Regions from separate parts of the Homo sapiens genome. Here region 2 is linked to region 1. Evidence: read pairs that join two places in POLR2A ChIA-PET (ENCODE). Cell type or tissue: PC-9. All regions are shown on one strand.

Evidence for each region. ChIA-PET counts read pairs that join two places held together with the same protein. Peaks named below come from ENCODE experiments on the same cell type or tissue, not always from the same donor. Only the 100,000 strongest peaks of a DNase experiment are listed, where the experiment ranks them.
Region 2: POLR2A ChIA-PET joins it to region 1 with 10 read pairs; 2 of 35 experiments call an interaction of 5 or more read pairs at or near these places.

What each region holds. Positions count from the first base shown.
Region 1 is chr2:70,592,496-70,600,495 of GRCh38, forward strand. No RefSeq gene overlaps it. Among named protein-coding and RNA genes, the nearest start is that of TGFA, 43 kb to the left of the region's middle. RefSeq lists enhancers at 3,731-4,930, 3,882-4,383, 4,384-4,883. In PC-9, no CTCF peak of the experiment used is centred here; DNase peaks (open chromatin) are centred at 3,966 and 4,326; H3K4me3 peaks cover 1,173 bases; H3K27ac peaks cover 2,408 bases.
Region 2 is chr2:70,353,105-70,361,104 of GRCh38, forward strand. It overlaps the pseudogene BRD7P6. Among named protein-coding and RNA genes, the nearest start is that of FAM136A, 55 kb to the left of the region's middle. In PC-9, no CTCF peak of the experiment used is centred here; DNase peaks (open chromatin) are centred at 1,627 and 4,707; H3K27ac peaks cover 4,208 bases.

The sequences.
Region 1 (8,000 bases):
AATATTTAGCTGCTATCTTATTCAGGACATAAACACTGATGAGCTTATCTCCTTTGTGAATTGCATCTTGTATTGATATAATATTCCATATGTTTTTTTCTTGAATTCTTTGTTCACTATTAACATTGTCATTCCTACTTCAGTTGTTGCTTTGTCTTATTTTCATTTATGTCCTATATTTTTGTACATCCTTTTAAAGAGGAGCTTTGTGGGTCACTTTATTTTAGGCCTGCCATTTGTAAACACTGTATATGACTCAGATTTCTGTGGAGGAAACAGAAAACCCCTTATGTGTTTTAAGTGAAAAGGGATTTAATATAAGGAATTAGGTGCTTACAGAAGCATTAGGCTAGGCTGAAGGAATGAAGAGGTTGGCAGCCCCCACTGGACTCACAGCACCACATCTGCTGCCGTGGGTCGAGAAGTTACTGCTGCTGCTGCCAGCACAACTGCCTCTTAGCCCATGAAGCTGGTGACCAGGCACTGGAACACAGGTCTGGCTGCTACCAATAGTCTTGTTTGTCCAAACCTGTTTCCTGTCAACCAGCAGCAGCAAGGTGGCCTCCACTTCACCTCCACCTGCTAAATCTCCCTTGAATGCATCTTATTGGCCCAACCTAATTTGCACCTAGCACCGTCATTTGGAAGGCCTTTGAAAAAGGTAATTTTTAGTTTTACAACCCCTCCAAGTAGGAGGATGGAATGGAAAAGCCATTCCATCTTAGGAAAGCCAATCCAAGAATCTACCATATAGTTTTGAAGTTTGCCTTTTGAATTCTGAGAACCCTTCTGTTTCAAATGGAGAGAGTAGCCCAGTCACATTTATTAGAAATGATATTGATCTAACTTCTTTATTCTTATGTTTATGTGCATTTCTACTTTTCTTTTTAATCTTTTGTCATACTGATTTTTTAAAGTAATTTGCAAGTTTTGTATTCTATTTTATTCTACAATTATTTTTAGTTGAAGTATACATAAATAAATATATATTTAGATTATGTATATCTTTAGGTTAAGTATATACTTCCATACCTTTTTCAGGGTCAAGCATGAATCAGTATCTGTCAACCCATGTACCGGATATCCTAGTCAGGGGGCTCTTGCTGGCAAAAAAGAGAAGCCTTCCGCCAATCTGAATAGAAGATGATTTCAGTGAAAGGATACTTGGTGGATCATAGAGTTGGTGGGAGGCCTGGAGAGCCAGGCTGGGGGAGTGGGCAGGTGGAGCAGGCTGTTTAGAGTCCTGCTGCTGCCAGTCCCACAGCCCCAGGGCACAGGCCTCTTCTCCTCACCTCCCTTCCTCTAGGTTCAGACCCTGGGCAGGGCTTCCTAGTAGCTGAATTTAGGCCATCCACCTGGGCTCTAGTTGTTTTTTTTTTTTTTTTTTTTTTTTGAGATGGAGTCTCGCTCTGTCACCCAGGCTGGAGTGCAGTGGCACGATCTTGGCTCACTGCAACCTCCGCCTCCGAGGTTCAAGCGATTCTTCTGCCTCAGCCTCCTGAGTAACTGGGATTACAGGCATGTGCCACCATGCCCAGCTAGTTTTGTATTTTTAGTACAGACGGGGTTTCTCCATGTCGGTCAGGCTGGTCTCGAACTCCTGACCTCGTGATCTGCCCGCCTCAGCCTCCCAAAGTGCTGGGATTAAAAGGCTGGCCCCACATTCCACCAAGACTCGCACAGTGGCTGATTCCTTGAACCTAGGAAGGTGTCAGGTGCTGTACCCCAAACATTGAAGTGTCCGCGGTACATATCCCCTCATTGTAAAAGATGAGAAATTTAGTCTGTTTTCCCTTCTTCTTTTTAGTTTGATCAACAAGCACTTATTGACTGCTTTGTAAGAATCAGAAATTGTCATAGGCACAAATTATGTAAATCAAAAGGCCAATTCCTGTCTGCAAGGAATGCATAGTTTGGTACGGGAGAGAACTAGATACTTAAAGGTGCTGTTTTACTGTGATGGGACACATACTAGGAGCATGTATGTTCACAGGGTGGGATTGGAGCAGAGGAAAGAGATGCTTAGCTCTGTCTGAGTGGGAGAGGATGAGTCTGATATGATCTCAAAAGAGGATCATTTTCCAGGTGTTCAGGGTAGGGGAGAAAGGCACAAGCACTCGGATATGTGGAACAACATGGTGCACAGAAAATATATGCACTTTGCTGTCACCAGGACAAGTGTCACCTGTGTAGGCAGGACCAGAGGAGCTGGGGCTGGAGAGTTAGATGGGGCCACCTCACATTAGAGGTGACCGACGGAAGAGGACCCAGCAGAACATGGCCATCCCTACCCCAGCCACATTGGAGCCTGCTGATTCTCTCTCTCTGAAATTTGCTGAGTCTTTGGATCCACAGAGCTTCTAACCCTGCTGGAGCCTGGAGAAGAGGAGAGGGGGGAGCAGAGAGACAGTAGAGATGAGAGAAGGGTGCTGAAAGATGTACCCCGCTTCTGGCTCAGTGAAGACATGACATTTTCCCACAGTTCAGTAGGCACCAGAGAAGGTGGCAAGGCTTGAGTGGCCTTTAGGTTAAGGGGCCCCTGAGGCATTTTCTGAAGGGAGGACCACCTGTGTCAGGAAACTTGCACAGGGGGAGGCCTCACTGGGTCAAGAGAGGACAGCATTTGGATGGCTGACCTTCAGGGGCCACTGAGGACCCACTGGTATTAGCCAGAGAAGTAGCAATACCAAACAGAGTGACCACAAGAGGGACCTTTTGAAAAGAAAGAAGGAAACAATAGTTGCTGGAGAGGATGTGGAGAAACAGGAATGCTTTTACACTGTTGGTGGGAGTGTAAATTAGTTCAACCATTGCGGAAGACAGTGTGGTGATTCCTCAAGGATCTAGAACCAGAAATACCATTTAACCCAGCAATCCCATTACTGGGTATATACCCAAAGGATTAGAAATCATTTTACTATAAAGACACATGCACACATATGTTTATTGTAGCACTATTTACAATAGCAAAGACTTGGAACCAACCCGAATGCCCATCAATGATAGACTGGATAAAGAAAATGTGTCTCATATACACCATGGAATACTATGCAACCATAAAAAAGAATGAGTTCATGTCCTTTGCAGGGACATGGATGAAGCTGGAAACCATCATCCTCAGCAAACTAACATAGGAACAGAAAACCAAACAGCGTATGGTCTAACTCATAAGTGAGAGTTGAACAATGAGAACACATGGACACAGGGAGGGGAACATCACAAACCGGGGCCTGTTCGGGGGTGGTGGGCAAGGGGAGAACATTAGGACAAATACCAAATGCATGCAGGGCTTAAAACTTAAATGACAGGTTAATAGGTGCAGCAAACCACCATGGCACATGTATACCTATGTAACAAACCTGCACGTTCTGCACATGTATCCAGAACTTAAAGTTAAAAAAAAATAAGATCTGGGGATCTAATGTGCAGCATGGTGACAACAGTTAATAATGTTGTATTATATACTTGGAATTAGCTAAGAGAGAGTTTATCTTAAGAGTTCTCACCAAAAAAAACAAAAATTAAAAAGGGAAACTATGTGATTTGAGGGATGGATATGTTAATTAACTTGATTGTGGTAATTATTTTACAATACATACCTATATCAAATCTTCATGTTGTACACTTTAAATATATACTTTAAATATGGGAAAAAAAAGAAAAGAAAGAAAACCCTTCATGTCTATGCCTCCAATGGGCTGAGTCTTCTCAATAGCCTTGGCATTTGTTGGTGGCTAATTGAGGATGCCAAGGAGGGATTTCACTACAGGGCTTGGAACACAGCAGTACTTCCTTAAAATTATCCTTAGAATCTCTTTCTCCTTCCAGCCGCTGCTCAAATCCTACCCTCTTCCACCACCTCTTAAATCTTTTTCCTGCCTGCATTTTCTTACATAAAGCAATCTACTACTGCCATCGGTTCATTCACTCACCGGAACCTGTCTTGCCAGGACCTGACCTCAGCAGACTGAGTCATACCAGCATCATCCTTGTTGGGGCCCAGGTCTGCATCCCGCTTCCGGCCCCAGCCCCACTGTTAGCTCCATCAGGTCCTCTGGGGCACACCAAGGAGGCCGTTTTCTCTCCCTTTTTCTGAATTAGATCCCCAGAAACAAGACATCAGGCTTCCTGGGGAAATCTAATTTTGCTCATGAATTTGACCATTCATTGTTGCTCAGTTACCTGTGCCCAGCTCTTTCTGCCTTTTCAAACTGCACTCAGCTGTGCCCTTGAATGAACTGGGGCAGAAGTCCTTAGGTCCTGATCACACATGCTGTTCCCAACTTCCCTTCCCCTTGACACGCTGTGGTGAACTCTGAATTCCAGCACGTCTCCACTCTGCTGTAGAGCCTTTCTAGGGCTGGCAAGCATTCTGCCACAGAGCTGGTCTTTGTGGCTTTATGCCCACAGTAATTACTAGGGCTGGGCCATGCAACCGTCTAACCTCTTCAATTTACAGCCTCCAGGATCTGCCACCCCTGTGGCATTTGGAGGGTGTCTAACCACAGACCGGACGTGCGTGGTAGCAGGTGGTCTGCTTGATTGCTGGTCCTTCAGTGACCCCTCTGCTCTCCAGTGGCCAGACAGGGATTCAGAACATGCCCAGGCATGTCTGCTACTGACGTCCTCATCCATGAAATTCCCAATATCTGCAGAAATTGTGTATTTGTACATGTTGATTCTATAATAAATACTGAATCCCAGCCTGTACTGCAGAAAGGCTTCCTTAGCCTCTCAGTCTGGCTTACGTAAAGCAGCGTAAGTGTGATTCTCCATTTCACACACCGGGGCCCTTAACATTCCATGCCCTCATGGCTCTAATTCTGATTTTGGAACAGACCCCACCATTTCCCTCTTTTTGAAGGTGACTTTGCAAGGATCACATAACTCCTGTTGGGCCAACTTCCTTTCCCTTGTACTATGAGCATAACAACTAGATGGTCAACCCGAAAGCTCATTCTTGTCACAGTTCTGGGGGGATCAGTTACCTGAAGCATACTCAGGTTGAAACCCCAGACAAACCTTACCAAATATGATGTGAACATTCCAGTCTGCCCTGTAGACCCTCACTATGGTATCACATCCCAATAAACACAAGCCCACCTCAAAAGAAAAAAGAAAGATTGATAAGTAATGCAGGTCTTTACTTCTTGTAAACCCAGAAGAGAGGATTACATAGCACGTCAGACAAAAATATCTCTTAAAATCCTTTCTAAGCAATTCTTGTTATGCCCGAACTTTGATTTCTCATCAGTTTCTTATGGTGAGTGCCCTATACCTAAATCCCTCCAGTATTTCCTCCATTTCTTTGCCTCTCTGTTCCTTTCTTTCTTTCTCTCTTTTTCCCTCTCTCCTTCTGTCCTGTTATTACATTTCCTTAGTGTTTCATTGCATCTGCTTCTCTGGTCAGCAAAACAAAACCATCTCCTTTGAGGCCCACCCTTCTTAAAAGGACCAGAGGGATAAATTTTTTTTTCTGCAGTTATTTTTTAATTAAACTTTTTATTTTGAGATAAATGTAGGCTCACATGCAGTTTTAAGAAATAATACAGATTAATCCCTTGTGTGTTTCCCCAATGGTAACATGTTGCCAAACCATAGCATAATTTGATATTGTCATCGATACAGTCAAGTACAGACCATTTCTATCCCATAAAGATCCCTCATGTTGTCATTTTATGGGCACATTTACTTCCCTCTCTGTCACCCTTCCTTAGCCCTTGGCAATCACTAATCTGTTCTCCATTTTGGTAATTGTGTCATTTCAAGACTGTTATATAAATGAAATAATACAGTAGATAACCGTTTGAGAGTGGCTTTTTCACTGAGCATACTTCTCTGGATTCATCCAGTTTGGTGCCTGTATCATATTAATAATTCCTTTTCATTGCTGAGTAGTATTCTACAGTAAGGATATACCACAGTTTATTTAACCATTTACTCCTTGAAAGACATCTGGTTTGTTTCCAGTTTTTGGCTATTGGAATTAAGCTGCTATTCATGTAAAAGGTTTTGTGTAAACCTAGGTTGTCATTTCTCTGGGATATATATATATATCCAGGAGTGCAATTGCTGGGTCATTTGGTAGCTATATGTTTAATGTTTTTAAAGAAACTGCCAAACATTTTTCCAGAATGACCTTTCTGTCCTTGCCAGCATTTGGTTGGTGTCACTATTTTTTAATTTTAGCCATTCTGGTAAGTGTGTAGTGACATTTCATTGTGGTTTTAATTTGCATTGTCTTGATAGCTAATGATATGAAATATCTTTTCATATGCTTTTTTGCTATCTGTATGTCACTTTCCGTATCTTTTGCCCATTTTCTAAGTGGATTGTTTGCTTTTTTACTGTTGAATATCGAGAGTTCTCTATATATTCTCAATACTAGTTCTTTGTTAGATGCATGGTTTGAAAATATTTTCTCCAATGCCCTTTCTTTTCACCCACTTAAGAGGGTCTTTCACCAGACAAACATTTTTAAGTTTGATGAAGTCCAATTTATCAGTTTTTCCTTTTATGGACCATGCTTTTGGGATCAAATCTAAGAATTCTTTGCCTAACCCTAGATGTCAAGCATTTTTTGTGTGCTTTTTTTCTGTAAAAGTTTTATAGTTTTACATTTTACATTTAAATCCATGATTCATTGTTGAATTAATTTTTGTGTAAAGATGTGAGACTCAGAGGTTCATCATGTCCAGTGTCCCAGCACCATTTGAAAATGTTGAAAAGCTATCTTTCCTGTATTAAATTGTTTTGCATCTTTGTCAAAAATGAGATGGGCATATTCATGTGGGTCTATTTCTGGGTTCTCTGTTCTGTTTCATTGATCATGTGGCCTTTGTGATCTTTGCCAATATCACACTGTTTTGGTTACTGTAGCTATATAAGAAGTCTAGGAATTGGATAGACTGCTTCTACTTTATTCTTCTTTTTCACAGTTGTTTGAGCTATTCTAGTTATTTTGACTGCCCATATAAATTTTAGAATAATGTTGTTTGTGTCTTTAAAAATCTTGCTGAGATTTTGATAGGAATTGTGTTAAAAGTGTACATCAATTTGGGGAGAATTGAATTTGTTACTATGTTGAGTCTTCCAATTCATATTGGAAGTCTTCCATTCATATTTCAATATTATATCTCTTCAACATTATATCTCCCTATTAGTTATATCTTTGGTTTCTTTCATCAGTATTATATACTATTCAGCATAGAAGTCCTATATGTTTTGTTAGATATACATCTATTTCTTTTTTAGTGATTATAAATGATATTGTATTTTTCATTTCAGTGGCTGTGTGTTCATTGCTAGAATATAGAAATACACTCTTTTGTATGTTTATTTTGTATTCTGTGACCTTGCTGAAGTCACTTATTAGTTATATGAAGGTTTTTTAAAAAATATTCCTTAGGATTGTCTATGTGCAAATTGGGACAGTTCTATTTTCTCCTTTCTAATCTGTGTGCTCTTCATTCCTCCCAGCTCCCCATTATATTGGTTAGAACTTTCAGCACTTGGTAAGTAAGAGTAGAGCAGACATCCTTGCCTTGTTCCCAATCTCAGGAGGAAAGCATTCAGTCTTTCTCCACTAAGTATACTGTTAGCTGTAGGGTTTTTTTGTAGATGTTCTTCATCAAATTGAGGGAATTCCTGTCTATTCCTGTTTTCCTTTTCTTTTTTTCTGAGAGCTTTTATCATGAATCAGTGTCAAATATTGTCAAATGTGTTTTCTGCAACGATTAATCATGTGATTTTTCTTCTTTAGCCTGTTAATATGATAGATTACATTGGTTGACTTCGAATAGTGAGCCAGCCTTGCTTGCATCCCTGGAATAAACTTCTTCACTTGGTCATGTTATATAAATCTTTTCATGGATTGGTGAATTCTACTTGCTAATATTTTGTTTAGAATTTTTGCATCTGTATTCATGAGGACTATTGGTCTGCAGTTTTTATCTATCTATTTATTTATTTATTTATTAAATATTTTTTAGTTTATCTTG
Region 2 (8,000 bases), 240 kb before region 1:
ATGAGGCCACCGGCAGGTCAGGACAAAATTTTTTTAAACAAGAGCTTTATTGAATATCATTTATATATCATATTAATTTACTCATTTAAAATGTACTATTGTACATTTGGGAGGCTGAGGCAGGAGGATCACTTGAGCACAGGAGCTCAAGATCCGACTGGGCAACATAGGGAGGCCCTGTCTCTACAAAAAATTCCACAACCTGTGGTTCCAGCTACTTGGGAGAGTGAGGTGGGAGCACTGCTTGAGCTGGGATGTCAAGGCTGCAGTGAGCCACGATTGCACCACTGCACTCCAGCCTGGGCAACAGAGTGAGACCCTGTCTCAAAAAATACAAACTGTACCATTCACAGAGTTATGCAACCAGAACCACAACCAACCAGTGGGGGTGAGGATGAGCTGGAAAGGCACTTCAAACAACAGAAATTTATTTTTATTTATTTATTTTTTTGAGACGGAGTCTTGCTCTGTTGCCCAGGCTGGAGTGCAGTGGTGCCATCTCAGCTCACTGCAAGCTCCGCCTCCCAGGTTCACGCCATTCTCCTGCCTCAGCCTCCCAAGTAGCTGGGACTACAGGCGCGTGCCACCACGCCCGGCTAATTTTTTTTATATTTTTAGTAGAGACGGGGTTTCACCATGTTAGCCAGGATGGTCTCAATCTCCTGACCTCGTGATCCGCCCGCCTCGGCCTCCCAAAGTGCTGGGATTACAGGTGTGAGCCACCGCGCCCAGCCTGGAGAAATTTATTCTTTCACAGTGCTGGAGGCTAGAAGTCAGAAGTCAAGGTGACAACAAGACTGGCTCTTCCTGGAGGCTTGGAGTGAGTCTGCCCACATCTTTCCTAGCTTCTGGTGGTTTCTGACCATCATCGGCATTCCTTGGCTGTGGCTGCATCACTCCAATCCTGGCCTCCCTCTCCATGTGGCCTTCTCCTCTGGGTGTATCTCTGTTCTCTCCTCCTCGTCTCCATTTTTTCTTTTTTAGTGCCTTAGTAGGGATTTTCCTCTTTTTATTAGGATATTAGTCATTGGATTTAGGGTCTGGCTTAATTTGGTATGCAAGTCTCTTTGCCTTAAGCCTCTTTGAAGACAGAAATGATCATGACAAACAAGGGCAGAAAAAAGAAAAAGAGAAAGAAAGGAGAAAAGCAGTTCCCAGATGAAGAAAAAAGGGAAAAACAAAGAAGAGCAAAGGATTACAAGCAGCAGCAAGACCAACACTTTATGGAGAATAAAACAGGATGCTTCTGGGGCCAGGCTCCTATAAGTTTGGAATTTCTACCTCTGAACTTTCCTGAAAGCTCTTTAGTTAGGACAATAGACATACCTTCCAGAAGTTCTGAATCAATAGATGAGGCAATTGCAGAGAAAGGACGCAGGAGCTTTCTTTTCACTTCCTGTGACTCCTGACTACTCTGTAATTATTAAATATTAGTGATTTTAGTACTTAAAAGAGGAGACCTAGAATAATGGCTACCAGTCCATAGGGAGACTAAAAGATATGAAGTGTCATGCTTTATAACAAACAAAGATCATTTATTATAAAGTTGCAAAGAGGCTATCACACTCAGGGGTGCAGACTCTTAGCTTGGAGCAAACTCAGAGCCTGAGTCAGAGCATAGATTTCATGACAGACTAAAAAAGACTGCAGAGCAGAATGCTGAATCACACACCTTACAGAGATGGGGAGAACCATGGCTGCCACCCTAGGGAGAAAGAAAACCCTGTAGTCACTGATGCCAAATACTTCAAAATTCCCATTGAAGAAAATAAAAAGAAGTCAGAGACTTGCGCTAAGATAATTGTAAAGCAATAATTTAGAAAGAGAACAGAGGCAGACTAGCCCTGTTAAAAATAGTTAAAGGACCTGGAGGAAAGCTGACCAGCTGGCTTGTTATAGTTGGGGGAGTCTGAAAGAAGGCCAGATGGCCAGCAACATGGAGACTTCTCCATTCTGAAGATCCTGTGGTAGAAGAACCCACCCTCTGTCCTGTAAGACTGGGGATAACAACTCAATGGCTTCAGTCTGGAGTGACTGTCTTGTGGAGGTTCCAAGAAGGCCAAAGGAATCATGTTATTCCAGTGTTATGTTTGCATCACAGACCCTAAAGTTCTTTCACAGTATGCAATGACTCCACATTTGTGACTATTAGTAAGGATGATTCAAATTTAAGTGACTGAACTTATGGGGAGGACGCTGAGCTTCCCAGTAGTTGCAGCATCCATATTTTGTTTTGGTCTTTATTTTTGTTGTTATATGCCAAGATTACCCATATATTATGGCAGGTAGTTTACTGGATATTCTCATGAAAGGAGGACATACTAGAATCCTGCAAGAGCTGGAAATGCTATCACCCGAAGGTGAAGGTCACAATAGGATGCTTGACACAGCAAAACACATGGAGGCTACAGAAATACAGCAGGCCAACTGCTGTCTAACAACCAGAATGGGTTCATAGCACTCAAAACAGTAACAACTTTGGTGCTCTGGCTGAAGTTTTTTACTCTGACAAGTTCTAAAAAAACTCACCGAAAGACCAAATTGTTCAAGGACTTCCAAGAACCTAGAATAAGCATCTGAGGACCAGGTCTCATCTCTGCATGAGATGTCTCCTGTGACCCTTTTACCGAGAGATGCATCTTGAAGAGCAAGGCTTATGACCTTAAAGAATTTGTGCAAATAACTCCAGCATCACAAGCATGTATAGAGGTAGAAAAACAATGGGGATTTTCATTCCTTCCCCCATCATAGAAAACAACAGAAGATTTAACAGAAGAGTTTGAAGAACTTAAGACTGATCTTGCTGATTGTTGACTGTGGACCTGATTGAATAGAAACTATCTGTATTTAATGATATATAATATACCTTTATTTTTCATTCTTAACTTGGAAATGCTTTTCAAGGGACTATTATACATTGGCATTACATTAGATATTACACATTAATAAACTTCTAATTAGTCAAATTTAGAAGAATCAGTGTTCCAGACACTGGAAATGTGTCAAGTAATAAAGCTGAACCTTGAACTGGAGAAAAAAAGGAAATATGACCCCTAGATGTTATCTACACTAGGCATCTGTTGATATGATCAATATTCTTTACCCTCTTCCTTTCTGGTAACAGCGTTAGCCCATCTCCTTTGTGGAGTTGAACAACCCCCATTCTACGTGGTAGGAAGAGCACCCTGGCCAAAGGCATAGAGCTAGCTTGGCCAATCAGGATACTCCATCCATTTGTCCACAGTGATTGGTCCAGGGGTGGGCATATGATCTAAACAGGGCCGACTGTTGGAGATCAGAATCGTTAGGGGTTCCATCCATAGTAAGAGCACACATTCCCTGGAGAAATGTCAGGTGTGGAAGATTGTCAAATTTGGTATAGTCAGCTGTGGACTAATTAGGGCTCTTTGAATTACAAGTGTCAGATGTTCAACTCAAAACCAATCTTTCCCTGGATTTCACACACACATGCTGGAAGAGAGAAGCTCTGTCTTTCCTCTGGGGTTACTTGCTACATAGAGGAAGTCATCCATCAAAGAGAGAATGAGACCAATCTACAGAGAGAAGCAGGACTGAGGGAAGGAGTTAGAGAGCCCTAATGACTTTGAGTCTTTGGAGCCAATCATGCTCAAGGCGAACTCCAACCCTGCCACAAAGAGCTAATGAATCCCCTTTTTTTCATTAATATTAGTTTTGAGTTGAGCATCTGACACTTGTAATCCAAAGAGCCCTTATTAGTCCACAGCTGACTATACCAACTTTGACTATCTTCCACACCTGACACTTCTCCAGGGAATGTGTGATCTTACTATGGATGGAACCCCTAATGATTCTGATCTCCAACAGTGTACTCACACAATGTTACTACAGTGACCACCAAAGTAAGAATAGCTAACATCTTCCAATCAAAATCTTATCAAAAGCACTGTGCTAAGTGCTTTGTATGCATTGTTTCCTTTACTCACCACAAAAGCCCTACACAGCATTATTTATTTCCACTTCCCTACTTTTAATTTGAAGAACCTAAGGTTTGGAGAACTTGAGAAATTGTTCATGGTTCCACCACCAGTAGGTGTTGGAGAGAATGTTTAAAGCCAGGCAGTCTGACTCTCTGGAACATGTGCCGTTGACCTTACATTGTTATTACTTCCTTCCTAGACTTAACCTCTCAAGAACAGCACAGCCAAGAAGGGTCAATCTGAATTCCAAGGTGCTATTTATCTACTAGTTGGGCAGCCAGTATTATGAGATAGTGAATGATGCTGAGGGCACATTTTGCACTAGGATTATAGAGCGAACCCTTTCAACAATGCAAAAAGATAGAAATGAGTGTTCTAGTTTAACTTTCTAGATTAAGAAACTGGGATGGTTAAGTGACATGCTCATGGTTACGCTGCCCCAAGTGCTAAAGTTGGGAAAGGCTCCCGGAAATGTGTGACTTCATCCCCAAGAGGACTGAAAAGAAAGTGTTCTGACCTTGAAAGGTATACAGAAATCAAAGGATTCAGGTCGATGGGGTGAAAGGTTTGTTTTAGTAAAAAATGTCTTATCCTTGTTTGATCGGTTATTTTATTCTAGGGAGGAGGCCTTGTCTAGTTTTCCTTTTTATGGAAAGGTCAGCCGGTGGGTCAGGAAGCTGGGGAATGTGTGCCTTGTCATGAATTCAGGCTTCCTGATTCATGGGGTGAAATTTCGCTTTCTTATTGCCTCTCGGAGAAGGATGAGCTCATTGGTGGTGACAAGAGCAGCCTTCTGTCCTTCCTGCTCCAAATGCTGAAAGAAGTGGGATGTGAGCTGTCAAATGTCACAGAAGCCTACAAAACGCTGACTCCCGGATGCCAGGCATAACTGGGGTTGGCTCAGAACATGGGGACAGGGCAATACCATCATCTGCTAAGAATTCATTGTTCTGTAGCTTGCCCTGGACACAATGGCAAGACTGAGACAGGAGGAATAGATGTGGGGCGGGGTGGGGGCAGACAAACTGGGTGTGTCTTTGCAAACATAGCCTTTTTGGGGGTGGGGAGAGATAGGATCAATCAAGAGGCAGACTGTATGTGGGTTTAGGGCACCAAGAAACAGGGACATGAAAAATCCTGACAAAACAAGGCAAAGCATAACAAAACAAATGCCCAAACAAAGAAAGGGAGGGGGAGCATTTGTTTGGAAAGGTTTTGACATTTACTGCTTTAAAAAAAGCATTGAAACAGTCATAGGAAAATTCATAACTTTGTTTAGTATTTTGAATCACAAAGGGTGGGTGATTCAAATGACTTTGTAGAGACAAGGTGCTATTTAGATGAGAAGTTCTCTGGATTGGATGGTCCCAGACTCTCCTGTGGGCAGAAGGGCAGCTGACAGCCTGATTGGGTATACTTTGAGTGACGCTGAGCAGACCCCGACTCCAAAAAACACTGGAAGGAAGAGTTCCAGAGTTAGGAATTGAGGTGGGATTGGAGGTTATTTTATTTACTTCTTTGTTCTTTGCATGTTTTCCAAATTTTGTGTGTATGTGTGTATACACACACACACATACACATATGTTTTTTGAGACAGGATCTTGCTCTGTTACCCAGGCTAGAGTGCAGTGGCACAATCACTACTCACTGCAGCCTTGACTTCCTGGGCTCAAGCAATCCTTTTCCTACCTCAGCCTCCTGAGTAGCTGGGACTGCAGGTATGTGCTATCACACCTGGCTAATTTTTTATTTTACATAGAGACTGGGTCTTGCTTATTTTACATAGAGGCTGGTCTTGAACTCCTGGGGTCAAGCAATCTTCCCGCTTCAGCATCCCAAAGTGCTGGGATCACAGGCATGAGCCACTATACCTGGCCTTGCACACATATTTTTAAAACCTTAATTGTATTAATGTAAAATTATACAATTAACATGTTATTACAGTCCTTTTATACAAAATTACTATTCCATGGTAAGAGTAAACTGTCCCCCTGACCATCACTTCTTTCCTATATATTCACATTCATATATAGAAACACATGAATGAGAATCAGATTGCTTTGTGTGAATGGCTTAAAAAAAACCCAGAAATGACATTGGACTGTACATTTCTTTTTTATTTTATTTTTTTTATTATATACTTTAAGTTTTAGGGTACATGTGCACAATGTGCAGGTTAGTTACATATGTATACATGTGACATGCTGGTGCGCTGCACCCACTAACTCGTCATCTAGCATTAGGTATATCTCCCAATGCTATCCCTCCCCCCTCCCCCCACCCCATAACAGTCCCCAGAGTGTGATGTTCCCCTTCCTGTGTCCATGTGTTCTCATTGTTCAATTCCCATCTATGAGTGAGAATATGCAGTGTTTGGTTTTTTGTTCTTGTGATAGTTTACTGAGAATGATGATTTCCAATTTCATCCATGTCCCTACAAAGGACATGAACTTATCATTTTTTATGGCTGCATAGTATTCCATGGTATATATGTGCCACATTTTCTTAATCCAGTCTATCATTGTTGGACATTTGGGTTGGTTCCAAGTCTTTGCTATTGTGAACAGTGCCGCAATAAACATACGTGTGCATGTGTCTTTATAGCAGCATGATTTATAGTCCTTTGGGTATATACCCAGTGATGGGATGGATGGGTCAAATGGTATTTCTAGTTCTAGATCCCTGAGGAATCACCACACCGACTTCCACAATGGTTGAACTAGTTTACATGGACTGTACATTTCTTTCTGCAACTTGCATTTTCACTCAACAGGTCTTGTTGGGTGTTATGACAATTTGATCTACTTCATTCTTTTAACTATAGCATACTAGTCCATAGGGTGGCTTAAGCATTGAAGTAGTTATGGAGAAATTCAGAACTATATTTATGGCTATTCCTTTTCTCATGGACATTTAGATTATTTCTAATTTTAACCTATTGCATATAATGCTTCAGTGAACACCCTCGAAGGTAACTCCTTGGTCACATGTGCAAGGGTTTCCCCAGGGCAGGTATGGAGGAACCACTGGGTTCTAAGACTTTAATCTTCAATAGATACCATCAATTTGCCTTCCAGAGGGGCTGTAATAATTGATATTCCCAATTGCATTACTAAAGTGTTTCCCATAACTTTGTCAACAGTGAATGAAAAGGAAAAAAATTACCAATCTGCTGAATAAAAAGTGATGTCTCATTGATTTTCTTTGACATTTTCCTGATTACCAGTGAGGCTATTTTATTTCTTCATCTTTTCCCGTATTTAACCTTTTTTTTTTTTCAGGAAACATACACTACTTTCATAATATTGGAAGGAGTTCTCTCCTCCTCCTCTTTCTTAAAGCAGACATAGCACACAGATGAGGACTATTTGCCTTGATGGGACCATCTTAGGTCAAATGCCTATTCCTGAACCCATCACTGTTAGGAGATAGGAGGGTCTATCATTGTGGCCAGATGAGTGGGATTCACCTGATTGGTTCAGAGGCCACTTCTGGAACTGGGTGGGGCCAATCCCACGGTCCTCATAGCTACAGATGAGAGGGTAGGGGTTTGTTTATTATACAGTGACCTTTTTCAGTTCTAATGTTCTTTGGCTCTAAAAAGAAATGACATTCCATTGGTTTAATCACTGATCTTTTGGTTGAAATGAACAGAGACCTAATCAAGTTAGATCAAGTGATAAATGAGATTTATTTGGGGGAAGGGGAAGCAGGGGTATCTCTCAAAACACAAAGGCAGGAAATAGAGCTGGCCTGGGGCAGGTACTGGAATGCCAGCAGAAACAAAGGCCACTTTCTCTTCTCTGTTTTTCTAGGCACATCTCCCCTTTTCTCCCTTTCCCTCCAGGCACACATCTTTTATGTGTGCTTCATCTTAACTTTGATTTAATGTCTTTTCTCCGTAAGCCCTCAGGCCACCTATTTCCTATGGTCTCTGGGCCTCCTAGTTCAATTTTTCAGAGGATAGAAATATGATTGGTTTCTAGCCAGCCAATGGACTGGCTGATTTTGGGTCATGTGGTCAAACCTCCTCCAGTCAAC